3 separate regions of the Mus musculus genome follow, and regions 1 and 3 are each linked to region 2. The links are chromatin contacts, found by Hi-C or POLR2A ChIA-PET in ENCODE. All regions are on one chromosome and are shown on one strand. The core of a region is the stretch at or near the end of the contact, and the rest is flanking DNA. Distances in the headings are between cores, read along the strand shown.

The links. A loop is a pair of places that touch in the nucleus more often than their neighbours do. ChIA-PET counts read pairs that join two places held with the same protein, here RNA polymerase II (POLR2A).
Region 1: POLR2A ChIA-PET joins it to region 2 with 37 read pairs in Patski. The contact joins the promoter of Letm2 here to the enhancer-like site in region 2. A Hi-C loop is called at or near these places in 1 of 37 maps with a recorded cell type or tissue (ES-E14). POLR2A ChIA-PET finds 5 or more read pairs at or near these places in 3 of 5 experiments (Patski and embryonic stem cell).
Region 3: a map of left cerebral cortex shows a loop between it and region 2 (2.7-fold over the local background). The contact joins the promoter of Plpp5 here to the enhancer-like site in region 2. A Hi-C loop is called at or near these places in 2 of 37 maps with a recorded cell type or tissue (heart and left cerebral cortex). POLR2A ChIA-PET finds 5 or more read pairs at or near these places in 1 of 5 experiments (embryonic stem cell).

Annotation. Positions count from the first base shown.
Region 1 is chr8:25,595,672-25,599,894 of GRCm38, forward strand. Letm2 (leucine zipper-EF-hand containing transmembrane protein 2) reads right to left here and starts at 1,825. Exons shown (of 11, transcript NM_001364069.1): 1 at 1,604-1,825; 2 at 691-774. The coding sequence starts at 737. It overlaps D830025C05Rik (a long non-coding RNA gene), which reads left to right and starts at 812. Exons shown (of 1, transcript XR_003947362.1): 1 at 812-3,536.
Region 2 is chr8:25,272,143-25,276,786 of GRCm38, forward strand. It overlaps Gm39145 (a long non-coding RNA gene), which reads left to right. Exons shown (of 3, transcript XR_001778746.1): 2 at 2,299-2,441. Among named protein-coding and RNA genes, the nearest start is that of Gm39145, 3.4 kb to the left of the region's middle. Within about 2 kb of position 2,349, at least 1 of the 3 ENCODE cell types and tissues checked has a DNase peak (open chromatin) inside an H3K27ac peak, as active enhancers do; it is heart, where a contact is called at or near this core.
Region 3 is chr8:25,717,908-25,722,285 of GRCm38, forward strand. Plpp5 (phospholipid phosphatase 5) reads left to right here and starts at 2,141. Exons shown (of 7, transcript NM_028000.1): 1 at 2,141-2,244; 2 at 2,360-2,468; 3 at 2,648-2,738; 4 at 3,267-3,330; 5 at 3,755-3,879. The coding sequence starts at 2,183. It overlaps Nsd3 (nuclear receptor binding SET domain protein 3), which reads left to right. Exons shown (of 23, transcript NM_001081269.2): 23 at 1-1,760.

The DNA.
Region 1 (4,223 bases), core at 575-3,074, 320 kb after region 2:
AAGGAAGGAAGGAAGAAAAAAGAAAGAGAAAGAAAAAAGAAAGAGAGAAGGGGAGATTTTTGTTGTTGTTCTTGGCTAAAGGATGGCCTTTTCCCATTCTTTAATGCAATTTTTAAACATATCAAAATATAGCCTATAAATGGACAAAAGGAAAAATATACAATGAATGTGGCAAGTGGTGAGTGTTCAGTTAATCTTCTGAATGCACAAGTGAGATGACAAGGGACCTTAGACTGGAACATGTCCTGGGCTAAGCTTGTTTAAGAGCCATTTTACTTTTCCTTACACCTGAGGTCCTCGTGTAATCTTCATCAATAACAGAAATGCCACTCTAAAACTGTCTCATCTATTTTCCTCTATCATGTATTTCCAAAATTACTCAGCTTACATTCTAAAGCAGTTCAAATTAAAATATGTTCTTCCTTGAAATGTATTGAAAACTCAGCAAGGTTTTCTGTACTAAGCCAATCTTTTTGTTTTGTTGGTTACTTCCTTTATTTATTTATGTATATTTTTGAGACGGTCTTGATATGTAGCCCAGGCTGGCCTTGAACTCAGAGACCAGCCTGCCTCTGTCTCCTGAGTGCTGGGACTAAACGCATTTGTCACCACGTCTTTTACAACACATGTTTTTCATATAGATGCATGAGTTTATATACATTTTTTTTTGTGGGAAACTCCAAGCCTTACCTTGTCCAGAAAATAGCTAAGAATGAATTATAACTGTAGAAGGCCATGTTTATTTTTTTTGTTTCAACTAACCAACACAGAGACCTAGGCAAAAGAAGCAAACAATTTAGTATTTTAAAAAGGAATCAATTAAACATGAGAATTTAGGTGGTTTTTTTTTTTTTTTAAGAAAAACTAAGGCAAAGAGAGAGATTTGCATATTCAAGGTGTAAAATTTCCTTCAAGTTCATTTACAAAAGCCTCAGTATTTTCTTAGCTCTGGATTTGAAAATGGTACTTTTTCGATCCAAACACACAGAAATGGGTTCTAAGAAGATGATCCTGAAGACGATGTGGCCTCCAAAGGCTTTTTTTTTTTTAATTTTTTAAATTTCTGGTCAATAGTGTCTAATAATCTGCTGCGACGGTTAAAAGGAGAAAGACATCTTTATCTGTAACCAGAAAATACAAGTAGAAAGTAAGCACCCTGGATTCATTTACCACCAACCCAAAAGTCTAAAAGTTCTCACTAATTTCATGTGGGAACAGCGAAGACATAATGGTATCTACTAAAGGCTCAAGCGCAGATGCAGAATCTCCAGAGTCCGAACTAAGCTCTGTACCTTTAACTAAAACCGTTCTCCACCCCGAGCCGCTTCTCAGCTACTGGCATAACACTGCGATCTCGCAATCGTGCCGGAAGGAGGTTCCCCAGGCCCTCAACCCCACCCTATGGAAACCTCAGCTAAAAAGTAAACATCGCGAACCGGGCACAGCACCTCGGAAACCAGCCCCACCGCGGACAGCGCTCCTCCGGAGGGAGGCCGGGCCTGTTGCGGAGGCTCCCCAGCCCTTGGCCCCGGGGCTACGGGCCACTCCCAGGCAGTCTGCCCGGCGTTTCGGGGGAACCCCACGCCCAGCGCTGCGGGGTTACCTCTGCACCCCGCGCTCGCCGCACCGGTGCAAAAGGCGCCCTCGGCTCTCGGCCGGTAGTCTCCGCGGAAAGTGGGGAGGACTGCGGTGGGTCTGGGGATTGTTGGAGTGGGGTCAGGTACACCGTAGGGGAGAATGTCCAAAGTTTAGGGGAGAGATCGGGGTTGACGGGAGACGCCGAGGGAGCCCTTGTCCGCTGCGAGGTGACTAAGGCCCCAACCCTACCTTCCCAATTCCTCCCCGCCCCCACGCTAAAGGGGCCGGAAGCCCAGTCTCCATGGTTCCACCTCCTGCGCCTCGCCCTGTGACGTCACTCCGAGTGACGCCACTACCATCCAATGAGCTCTCAAATCCTGGGACTGGCTCGCGTCCTTCACGGCAGCCGCGCGGAAGGCAACAAGGTCCCCCGCACGAGCCCGCGAAGTCACTTCTGGGTCGGAGTTAGTTGAGGCAGCGTCTGTACTACAGGACCAAAGCTGCGTCCCCCCCCCCCCCCTGCCTGCCCACATTCTGTAGTCTAGCCAACTCCTCGAGAACTCCTTGAATGGAGGCCCTACCAGAGTAAGGTCTGATAGTAGCCTTTGTAACCCAAATTGGAGTCACTGATGACATCACTTTGATGATTCCGTTCCTCACCCTTTAGTCTCCGAAACTGCCTAGAGGTCTTGGGTTGGCGAAGGAGGTTGTGAGGTCCTGGTGGCAGAGGGGCAGCACTGAGAAAAAAAAAAAAAAAAAAAAAAAAAACCTTTCTTCTGCGGGGTCGAAGGCTGGAATGCTTCTGAAATCTTCATACGGAATTTGATTTTTCTCTTTAAAAAATGGTTTCATGTTGTCGCTTATCATTAGTTGTGTAGAAATCTCAACATTCAAAAATATATTCTAGAGTACTTGTTAAATAAGATAGGCATTGTGGGTTTGAGGACGTTTACGTTCCTAGGGCGGGCAACTAGCCATCTTGGGAAAGTTAAAGTTCTGAAAGCATTCTTGTTCCTATTTATCTGTTTTTTTTTTTTTCAATTTCTTTTTATTTTGCGGGGTTCTTATGTAACACGGGCTGGGCTGGAACTCAATAGGTAGTAGCAGAAAGTGGTCTTGAACCCTTGAACCACCTGCCTGCCTCCCCAGTGCTTAGTTACAAGTGTGTACCACTGCAGCCATCTTTGACTCTATATTTTAGTTTGCTTGCTTATTTATTTATTTAGAGACAGGGTTTCACGATGTAGGCCTGGCTGGCCCAGAACTCGTTATGTAGACCAGGCTTGCCTTGAACTCACAGAGATTCATTTGCCTGGTCCTCTAAATTGCTCAGATTTAAATGTGTGCACCACCATGCCTGGCTCGAGCTTTCTTCAACTTTTCTGAGAACTCTGATGATAAAATTATGAGCTGTACAAAATAGAATAAGTTTTGAGGGCTGGGCATGGTAGTGCATGCCTTTTATGCCAGTACTTAATAGACAAGACTGGCAGATCTGTGTGAGCTCAAGGTCACTCTGGTCTACAAAGTGAGTTCCAAGACAGCCAGGGCTACACAGTGGGATCCTGTTTCAAAAGAACTAAAAAAGAAAAGAAAAAAAGAAATGGAGGCCGTTTTTAATCCTAAAAAAAAAAAAAAAAAAAAAAGTATATTTCAACTAACCGAATGGACTACTTAAAATAAGCAAAACTTTTCAGTTTGGCCACTAGGGGTCCCTTTGTGCATGTCAGGCAATTTTCCACTAGGGGTTCTGTTTCACAGTCTGATCATAAAGAATTGAAATTTACAAAACTTAACTCCTCCTTCCCCGCCTTGAGACAGGGTCTCACCATGTAGCCCTGGCTGGCCTGGAACTCACTGTGTAGACCAGGCTAGTCTCGAACTCACTGAGATCCTCCTGGCTCCTGATTAAAGAGCTTATTATGTCCCATAATAAAGAGATTATGTCCCATGCTAAAGCTTCCCTCTCCTTGTTTTCTCGCTCTGATAATTCCAAGCTCTACAGTAATTATTTTAATATTTGTCAAATGCAAAAACATTCTTATCATTTTACAATGAAATATCTTATGGAAAAATTCTTATCCATGAATTATATTCACTTACAAGCAGGTACAGTAAAATGTATTATTTAAAAGCCAGATGAACTATCCCATACCCAGTATTTGAAACATAAAGAAGATTTTTTAATCTGGTCACAAGTTAACAATCCAGTTCTTTTAAGAAGGGTTGGGGGGATAAGAACCCTGATGAGACCCATTTGTTCAAAGCAATGAATACTTTCTCCAGGTTTGTATACTTTATCAGGTTTGACAATTTGGTGTTTAGGATAAATTGAATATATTTTTACCACCATAACCTGGAGAAACCTCTTCTGCTTCTGTCTTGATAAGCTGTTTGCTCGTTTGCTATTGAAAAGAGTAAGCATGGTTTGAACCTCAGAATAGGTTAGATGATGGAAACATAAAGTATTATGTGTGGGTAAATTGGGGAAGGAGGATTTCTGGGTCTAACAAGACTTAACAGATGAACAGTAAAGTGGTCTAAGGAGGTAGCTCATCTGAAAAGGTGCTTGCAGTGCCACTGATGATGGGAGTTCAAGCCCTGTAATACGGTGCAAGTCTGGAGCTAGCTCCCACAAGCACTCC
Region 2 (4,644 bases), core at 1,099-3,598:
GGTCTGAGCATCTGCAGTCTGGCCATCTCTGGGGAAGTCCTAGAAACAATGCCACAGATGCTGGAGATGGCTGCAAACTCAGCCACACGAACCAACAGCATAGAAAGCAGGCTTTCCTTTCCCTGTCACAGACACTCAATCTACCCGAGAGCCCTGTCAACTCCTCCCTCAGACGAAGTCTCATCATCACCCCTCAAAGAAAACAGATCATACCTGGTATTTCATCAGAGCCAAAGCAAGAGGCCTCCAGTGGGCCCAATTTCTGTTCCTGCTTTCAGTCATACAGCAAGCAGAACAACCCACCTTCTGTAGTTTAAACCCCAATGGCTTCCCAGTGTTAGTGTGGGATCCTTCAAACATCCCATGGCAGCTAGACTTGCCTACGCCCTCTAGCCTTGCCTGCCACAATACGCCCAGTTCCTTGATGCTTCTTTGTCTTCAAGAAGGAAATCCTTGTTTTTCCTCTCAGGTCTTTGGGGACCTTAACCAATGGTACAGATTGGTCATATATACCACGCACGTCTCCAGGAACTCAAGCAAACAACAAAAAGACACTAAAAAACTGTTACATAAAATATGTCCTCTGTTCCTAACCATGACAAATTCTTCCTAATGACAAAACTGAAAAGCCTGTGCTCAACACATGTGAGCAAAATAGAACAACTGAATCCAATTATTACTGTGCATGTCTGAGTGTTCTGGGTTTTTGTTAGTGAAACTTGAATAGGAACTTAAACAGAGACATGCATTATTTATAACAAAGTATACATTTATTGTACAGAGATACTTTCAATTAAGAAAAATCACGACTATGGTCACCATCAAGTAATTTACGTTCTATTAAGGTGAGCTATAAGGAAGGGTTTTAAATGCTATTGTCTCAACGTGTACAGAACTTAAGCATATTATTACTTAAAATATAACAACTGTAAATTAGAAGTTAAAATGGTTTTTATGTATGTTTTCAAAAGAAGTTACTTTATTCAAGTGTTCAATATTATTTATTTTTTGTGATTAAAAAATCTTTATTTATTTTAATTTTATAGATATATGTGTTTTGTCTACATGTAATCCTGTGTACAACATGTGCACCTGATGACCACAGGGGCTAGAAGAGGACATCAAAGCTTTTAGATCTGGAGTTATAGAGAGTTGGCCACCATATGGGTGCTGGGTGCTGGGTGCTGGGTGCTGGGTGCTGGACCCAGGTCCTCTGCAGGAGCAGCCAGTCCTCTCCAGACCAACATTTAGACTCTTCATGGGCTGCCTCCAGATTCAAGTGGTGCATCAGCAAAGCCAGGCCCTCTCAGCACTCTACAAACCAATCCGAATCCCTTTCAAAATTATTTATAATTACATAAATTCATATTCAATGTGTGGTGTGAATTTTTATAATGATTATTTGAAAAAACAATTTGAAAATTCAACTAAATTATATTTTAAAACTTGAGGATTCAACTAAATTATATAAAACAGTTCCTTTTTTAAAAAAGGGGATTTATTTATTTTATTTATATGAGTATACTGTAGCTGTCTTCAGACACACCAGACGAGTGCATTGGATTACATTACAGATGGTTGTGAGCCACCATGTGGTTGCTGGGAATTGAACTCTGGACTTTGGAAGAGCAGCAGTCAGTGAGTGCTCTTAACCTCTGAGCCATCTCTCCAGCCCTATAAAACAGTTCTTTTGTGTTTTTGTTGTTTGCTTGTTTGTTTTTCCTAAGAATTGAACCTGGGCCTCATTTATGCTACATATATACTAATTTAAGCTACATCCCTTAATGTCCTCAGCTTTAGTGTTCTGTAACCATCTGGCTCTTGGGGGGCTGTTTGGTTGTTTGGTTGGTTTTGGTTTGGCTTTAGTTTTGGTTTTAGTTTTTCGAGACAGAGTTTCTCTGTGTAGTACTGGAACCTACTTTGTAGACCAGGCTAGCCTCAAGCTCAGACATCTTGCCTCTGCCTCCCCAGTGCCTGGACCAAACGTCTGCATAGACCACCATTACCCAGTTCCAGATGGCCGAGAAGATAAAGGATTGACGTGTTTCAAGTATTCGACCGGTTACAAATTGTTTCAAAACGTTCCTCATTCTGTGTACGTGGCTGCAGATACTCCTTTAACCCCTGGGCATCTGCGGAGCGTGAACAGGGAGGATGGCCAGAACTCCAGGACATCACCCTTTGTTCAGCCCACTGCATAGATGTTATCTGAGAAGGAGCCCTGGGTGCATTAATCTGTTTGTCCTCTTACCCAAGCGCGTCAGCCATGTGACCCTGTGTTTGTCTCAACTTTGGCAGACCACAACCCACAACAGTGACGCATGCGGATGAGGTGGTAGAGAAGCATCTGCCTGGAGTCTGAACAAGATGAGTAAACACCGATGCCTGTGAGCCTCCGAATCCCACGGCCCAGGGTGTGGCCTCTATGGCCTTGGCCAAAGGTAACTCAGTAAGGTCAGCCTCTCCTCTCGCCAAGGACTTCTTTGCTGCCAGACCTTCCGAGCCTACTCAGAACACCTGAGAATGATGCCCACCTCCCCACCCCCAATTGTCTGTATCCTGTGGCTTTCTGTGTGGTTTAAAACAGTCAGCCCACCCTGTATCTCATTAGGGTTTGTTTTGAAGCAGGATCTCAAACTAGAGACCCTTCTGGCTCCCAGCACGAGGTGTCAGGACCACAGGCAGGAGCTACTGTAGACGTGCCAGTGTGTATTATGCACCGCTCGCTCCTACCTTTCTTTACCCGCCACACTTTCTGCCATATTCACAGGGTGTTAGGAGCCTTTTGGCAATGATCAGACACTCGTGACCATAACATTTCAGGGCTGCAAATGACCCAGGCCTTTGTGCTTGCTCACTGCCTACTCCCTCGAGAGGTCCCGAGGACCACTGATGCAGAGGTGCCTCATTAGTCACTGGGAGCCAGTAGACCAGCTGGAACTGAAAACAGACTCTTCCAAGAAAAGCCTGGGTTTTCCCCTTAGGCGTGCTGGGGTGCAGAGGAGGCCCACAGGACCTAGCGACCGCCTTAGCATTCCAGCCCGCTGGACAGGCACGCATTTCTTCCTCAAGAGGGCGCCGGCTGCCTGCGTCTAAGCTGTTGGCAAATGGATTCAGAGGACGGGAGTGACCTCTGGCCCAAGCACAGGGTTTCAAAAGCACCGGGGACATTCCAGCCACATCAAGATTGGGATACCAGTTCCGTAGATCCCATAAGTTCCGTGTTTCTGGACAGTTGAGGACTCTTTGCTTTAGCATCTTTCAGGAAGTTGAGACCTTTTCAGCCTCTGCGCGGTCGGCGTTTTGGACTTAGATGAGGAGGGGATCCTTTTCGGAGGAGCACAGCAGCCTCGCCCTGCACCCCGACAAGGACGTGCCAGGGCTCACCCCGCCTCTCCTTCAACGCTAGGATGGGTGGAGATCCGTCGTCCAGTGATGTAAGGGAGACTCTTGTGGCCCTCAAAAACTCGGAAACCAAGCTGGAAGGCTATTTCTGAGCATACCCCAGACCCAAGACAGAATTCGTGAATGTTCTACACAGGATATCACGATTTCTGTCCTGTAAACTTTTCTTCCAGGGAATTTTTTTTTCTCTTATTTGTTTTATCATCTCCAAATGGTGATCGTTTGAGAATTATGTGGTGTTTATCCTCCTGGCTATAAACTCTAAACCAGTGCAGGGGCTCCACCCCCCACTCCACCCCCCCCAGCCTGCATAGTTCCTATTTCTCAGGAGCCATTTATCTCCCTTTTATTGTTGTTTTCTTCATTGGCTTCCCCCTCAGCCAGACAGGCTTAATAACTGGCAGTCATCACGTACAGCAGAGTGGTGGCAGCCACCCCCGCAAAGGGGACCCAGTCGTTTCCCAGAGCCAGAATGCTCTGTAGCCACGGCCTCTATTGTTTTCTTAGCAGACTCCGGTTTTGTTTCTTGGCTCTCCTTGAATGAAGAAACTCTTAAAACATCATGTGTCTGCCTTGCTTTGTGTAGGAAAGCGCCGTAAACAGGAAGTCTACACACACACACACCCCTCCCAAAATAAAAGTGACCAGGCAATTAGGGCTTCTAGCATGACTTAACCCCCACTGCCCAGGCACCTTGGGGGGAAAGCTGGACTCCATTAATCAGGCCAAAGCACAGCTACAGGGAGGCCTGCCGGCAGCCAGAGAGGAGAGTGGGTGCCAAAGATCTGCCAAGAGAGGAAGAACAATATGGCCCACAGGCCTGCGTGAAAACCATCTCAGCCAAGTTGCAAAGAACGCATGACAATCTTTTGCATTGTCCTAGAGTGGCCTGAGAGGCCTCACTGGGAGCAGAGAGCTCAGTTGCCTAGCATTCCAGCCCTGGCACTTGGCTGCTTCTGCTGTTTTCAGGGCTGATTTGTAGTATGGGTACTGAGACTCCTACTACGTCGCCACACCAGCTTCTGAGAAACTTTATATCCTCAGTCATCAGCCAGTGTTGACTCAGTGTGGTTTCTCCCGGTCCATCCTGCCTAGGATGGAGTCTTACCTAAGTCAGCATCATAGACAACTAAGGAGGCAGGAGACTGGGGGGGTGCAACACCATGATAGAGCATGGTTTAGCATGCTGTGGTCCTGGGTTCCATCCTCAGTTACAAAAATGTAAGGAGGGAGGGAGGA
Region 3 (4,378 bases), core at 891-3,390, 450 kb after region 2:
TTTGCTTATTTGTAACAGAATGGTTGGTTACGGAAAGGTCTGGTCCCTCCTTGGATGGACGAAGGGATCCGTGTAGGCAGCTTTGCAGTGGATTGTTGTATGGACTGAGGTGTCACAGTTTTCACCTTGGGTGGGGGAATGGGAATGTGGGGAGAAAGGGAGGGAAAGGTACAGTGCAGTTCCCCTAACACCGAGACCCCCCCACCCCATTTGAATTCAGGCTCTTCAATTCCTTGGGACTTCAGATTCTCATTTTATATTTTACAGTTTTAAAATTAAGACATGGAAAGCATCATGTTGTATACTGTCAGATATGCAGTCCTCCCGACGGGAGCACGGGCATCTTAGGTTTCTTGGCACCTTTGAGGTCGGAGCTCGTGCATGTTGAGAAATGATTTCCCTGCGTCTTTGTTTTGCCTTTTTCTCCTTTCCTTGCCTCACCCCTGGGTAGCTGGTCTTTCTGTTTAACATATGCTTGTGTGGGGGGAAGAGGGCGCACTTATGTTATACTCCTAAAATGCTATGTATAACCTTTGTTTCAAAAACCCATTTCCACTGGGCATGGTTGCACACGCCTTTAATCCTAGCACTCCAGAAGCAGAGGCAGGAGGATCTCCGAGAGTTCAAGGCCTACCTAACGCTTCCCAGCCAGCCAGGACTATGTAGAGAGACCCTGTCTCAAAAAGGGGGGGAAAATCAATTGTTTGGCTTTTGTCAATCCATTGCAAAAGTGGCAGATGTGAGCGCTTGTATTTGTGTATGGGGGAGGGGGGAGAAAAGTATTGTTTGTCCTTCAGTAGGCTCTGAAAGTCATTGACTTGTAAGTTCAAGGGAAAATAGAAGTTGCCAAAGTCAGTATTCGGTCCTTGGTTTTCTTGTGACTTCACTGCGTCCGTTAAGGGACGAGAAGCCTTCCTTACCTGCTGACTGAGCCTTGCTCTGTGCAGATGGCTTTCAAGTATCTGCCATTTTGCCTCAACAGGGAATTCTTGTCAGTTAAAGGGAATGAGGGAATTACACTTTTGTTATCAATTAACATCTCATTTTTTGTACCCTATGGTAAGTAACTGTATTGCCGCTAATAACCAAGTTGCTAACTGATTACAGCTGGCTAAAAAGTTCTTTTTATATACAAAGATTTGTGTATTTTCAACTGCTATGGCAAATTCATTTGTGTCCATTTAAATATTACACAATAAACACATATCTGCAGATCCCACCCTCACCTTGTGTTCTTTGAATAAAGTTCTTGATAGATTGTTTACATCTGTATTTACCTGTAATGAACGCTGTAGACCTGTGAAATATCAAAGTGTCAACATCCATTAGTCAGTCTCTTTAGTTTCTGTGACTTGGCGCTCCTAACACTAAGGGGTTAGTGTTAATGTTCCCCAGGGGTATTCTACTAGGGCATTACTGTTTAATGACTTCAAAATATAGTTTAAGGATTTTGTTTATTGACCAATGTCTTATTGCAAAGTATGAGCCTACCATCTTAGTTAACCTGTACATATCTGTTAACTAGTGTAGTGTATGTGAGATTGCCTGTAACATTTGAGCTTCTTACTGATGTGTGCTGGTGGGACAGGTTTTGTACATTGTATTTACTGGAATCCTGCCTTTTTAACTTACAGATACTTTAGAATTCAAATATGTTTTCTGCTTCTGTAAGAATGTGGGAAAGCTTTTAATGGCATTCCATTGATTTCAGGTCTTGCTTGAGGTTGACTTTAATAAATTGTCCTGTATGGTCTACTTAAGAATATGGGCTGGTTCTTTACCTGTAATTTCATGGTACAGTTTACTGGGAAATGAGACACAAAAATACAACCACTCACCCTCAGCCCAGTTTTTTCCCTTCGAAATGCTCCAAAGACATAGTTTCTTTAAAGTGGGCTTTCTGGTTTGCTTTTGTAGAGGAAGCATCTCTGGAGAATGACGTTCCTTTTCTTGTCCTATAAGCTGATCTGGGTGGTTGGTGAAGGACACATTGCTTTGAGACCCAAAGGTGATCTGTTAGGTGGTACTCATAACACAGCAAATGAGCTCTGAATTTCCTGTAGCCCGGAGGCCCCGCTGGTAGTCAGTCCCCGCGGAGTTCGCTAGGTGGCGCTGGACACCGGGCGGGCGGAACCACGGCGCGCCGGGGCCACGTCAGCGTCTGATCCGCACGTATGGCGGGATGGGGACGGCGGCCCTGGGAGCCGAGCTGGGCGTGCGGGTCCTGCTCTTTGTGGCTTTCCTGTAAGGATCTGTCAACGCTCCCAGGCGTCCCTGGGCGCTCGCACTTCCTAAGCGGCTCGGGGCGGCAGGTTCTTCCGCCGAGGTAGCCTGTCAATCTTCCCCGTTTCCTCCCCAGGGTGACCGAGCTGCTCCCTCCCTTCCAGCGGCGGATCCAGCCCGAGGAGCTGTGGCTCTACAGGAACCCGTACGTGGAGGCGGAATACTTCCCCACCGGCCGCATGTTTGTGCGTGAGCTGCCCTCCCGCCCTCCTCCGCTGGCAGGGACTCCTCCCCTGCCTTGAGTTCCAGGGCTAGGGCGAGGCGTCTGGTGGGCAATCTGAGCCCCGATCTTGGTTAGTGCGCGGCAGCTGGTGCTTTAGGCCAGGAGGGACTTGGTTTTACCGACCCTGTGTTTTACCTTCAGGTCATTGCCTTTCTCACTCCACTGTCCCTGATCTTCCTCGCCAAGTTTCTAAGGAAAGCTGACGCTACCGACAGCAAGCAAGCCTGCCTCGGTAAGTCGCCCTTGTTCCAGTTGTTCCTGTCTTAGTGTTGGCAAGTAGCTATGGGGTTCAGCTACTCTGTACCCCTAAAGTATGTCTTTTTACCCCATGAGACCAAAAAGCAGTACTGATGAGAATGTGCTTAATAACACAGGCGCCACACAGGTGTTCCTTTTTGTTTGTTTGTTTTTTCGAGACAGGGTTTCTCTGTGTAGCCCTGTCTGTCCTGGAACTCACTTTGTAGACCAGGCTGGCCTTGAACTCAGAAATCCACCTGCCTCTGCCTCCCAAGTGCTGGGATTAAAGGCGTGTGCCACCACGCCCGGCCAGGTGTTCCTTATTAACACAGACACCACACAGGTGTTCCCTATTAACACAGGTGCCACATAGGTGTTCCTCAGTGCTCCACTTCTCTGCCCCTAGGCCGTTTGGGTTTTTATTCTGGTTGGGTTCTATCTCAAAGCAATGAAGGCTCTACTCATGAGGTGGTGGCTTACTCTTCTCCAAGCAGATGGCACTAACGGCTTCTTTGCTTTCCAGCTGCCAGCCTTGCCCTAGCTCTGAATGGTGTCTTTACCAACATAATCAAACTGATAGTGGGCAGGTAAGTGAGAAGCCTTGGCACTCAAACCTCCCTGAGCGCCCCCCACACACACACCACCACATTCTCAAGCAGTGTTTACCCGGATTCTCAGACTAGTCTCTCCTTTCTCACCAGAACTCCCTCTCCCTGCCCTCTGCCTGTTCCAAGTGTACCACCTGGTCTGCGTCCTGTCCTGAGTATTTCCCACAGCGACCACCTTTATGTACCTAAAGCTGCAGTATGACTAGCTGCTCTGTGCTAAGATACAATCATATGCTAGAGACTTTCTTGAACATTGGCCGCGTGGCTAAGGCCTTTTTCTCAGTATAAACACTAATCTCACCCCATTACATTATTTTGCCTATGACATTAGTGGTCAACAGATTATTGACATCTACTATTACTGAAAAATACTTCCTGAGAGAGTAAATTATATTTCTTCCAGGCCCCGCCCAGACTTCTTCTACCGCTGCTTCCCTGATGGGCTGGCCCATTCTGATCTGACGTGCACGGGGGACGAGGATGTGGTGAACGAGGGCCGAAAGAGCTTCCCCAGTGGACATTCTTCCTGTATGAGTTTCATGGGAACTACTTAAATACTTACATGTCCATGTTCCGCTCTTTGTGTGTGTGTGTGTGTGTGTACACCTGTACATGTACGTGTGCACACGCAAATGGTATAGGGGCTGGAAGAAGGTGTGTGATCCCCTGGAGGTGGGGTCAGACCAGTGTGAGTGCCACGTTGGGGAACTGAACCAAGGTCCTCTCAAAAGCTAACTGCTGCCGACTCAACTCTTGGCTCCTCCAGCTCTGATACCTACTTTAAATAGAGTTACATTTAACCTTAAAGCTTTGGAGGAATGAGCCATCTCTTACTAGTCATTAAAAAAAATATATTTAAGAGCTACTACTTGTGAGGGGCTGCCCAGCCTTTTACATTGTGACCTTTGTAGCTCCCAGGAACCCAGCGTGGTATATTTTTGTGATTCCCACTTATTACTGTGGACGGTGCTGTAGACTTCTCACCATAAGTTTTATACCAGAAACTACTGTTACTTAAAATACTAAC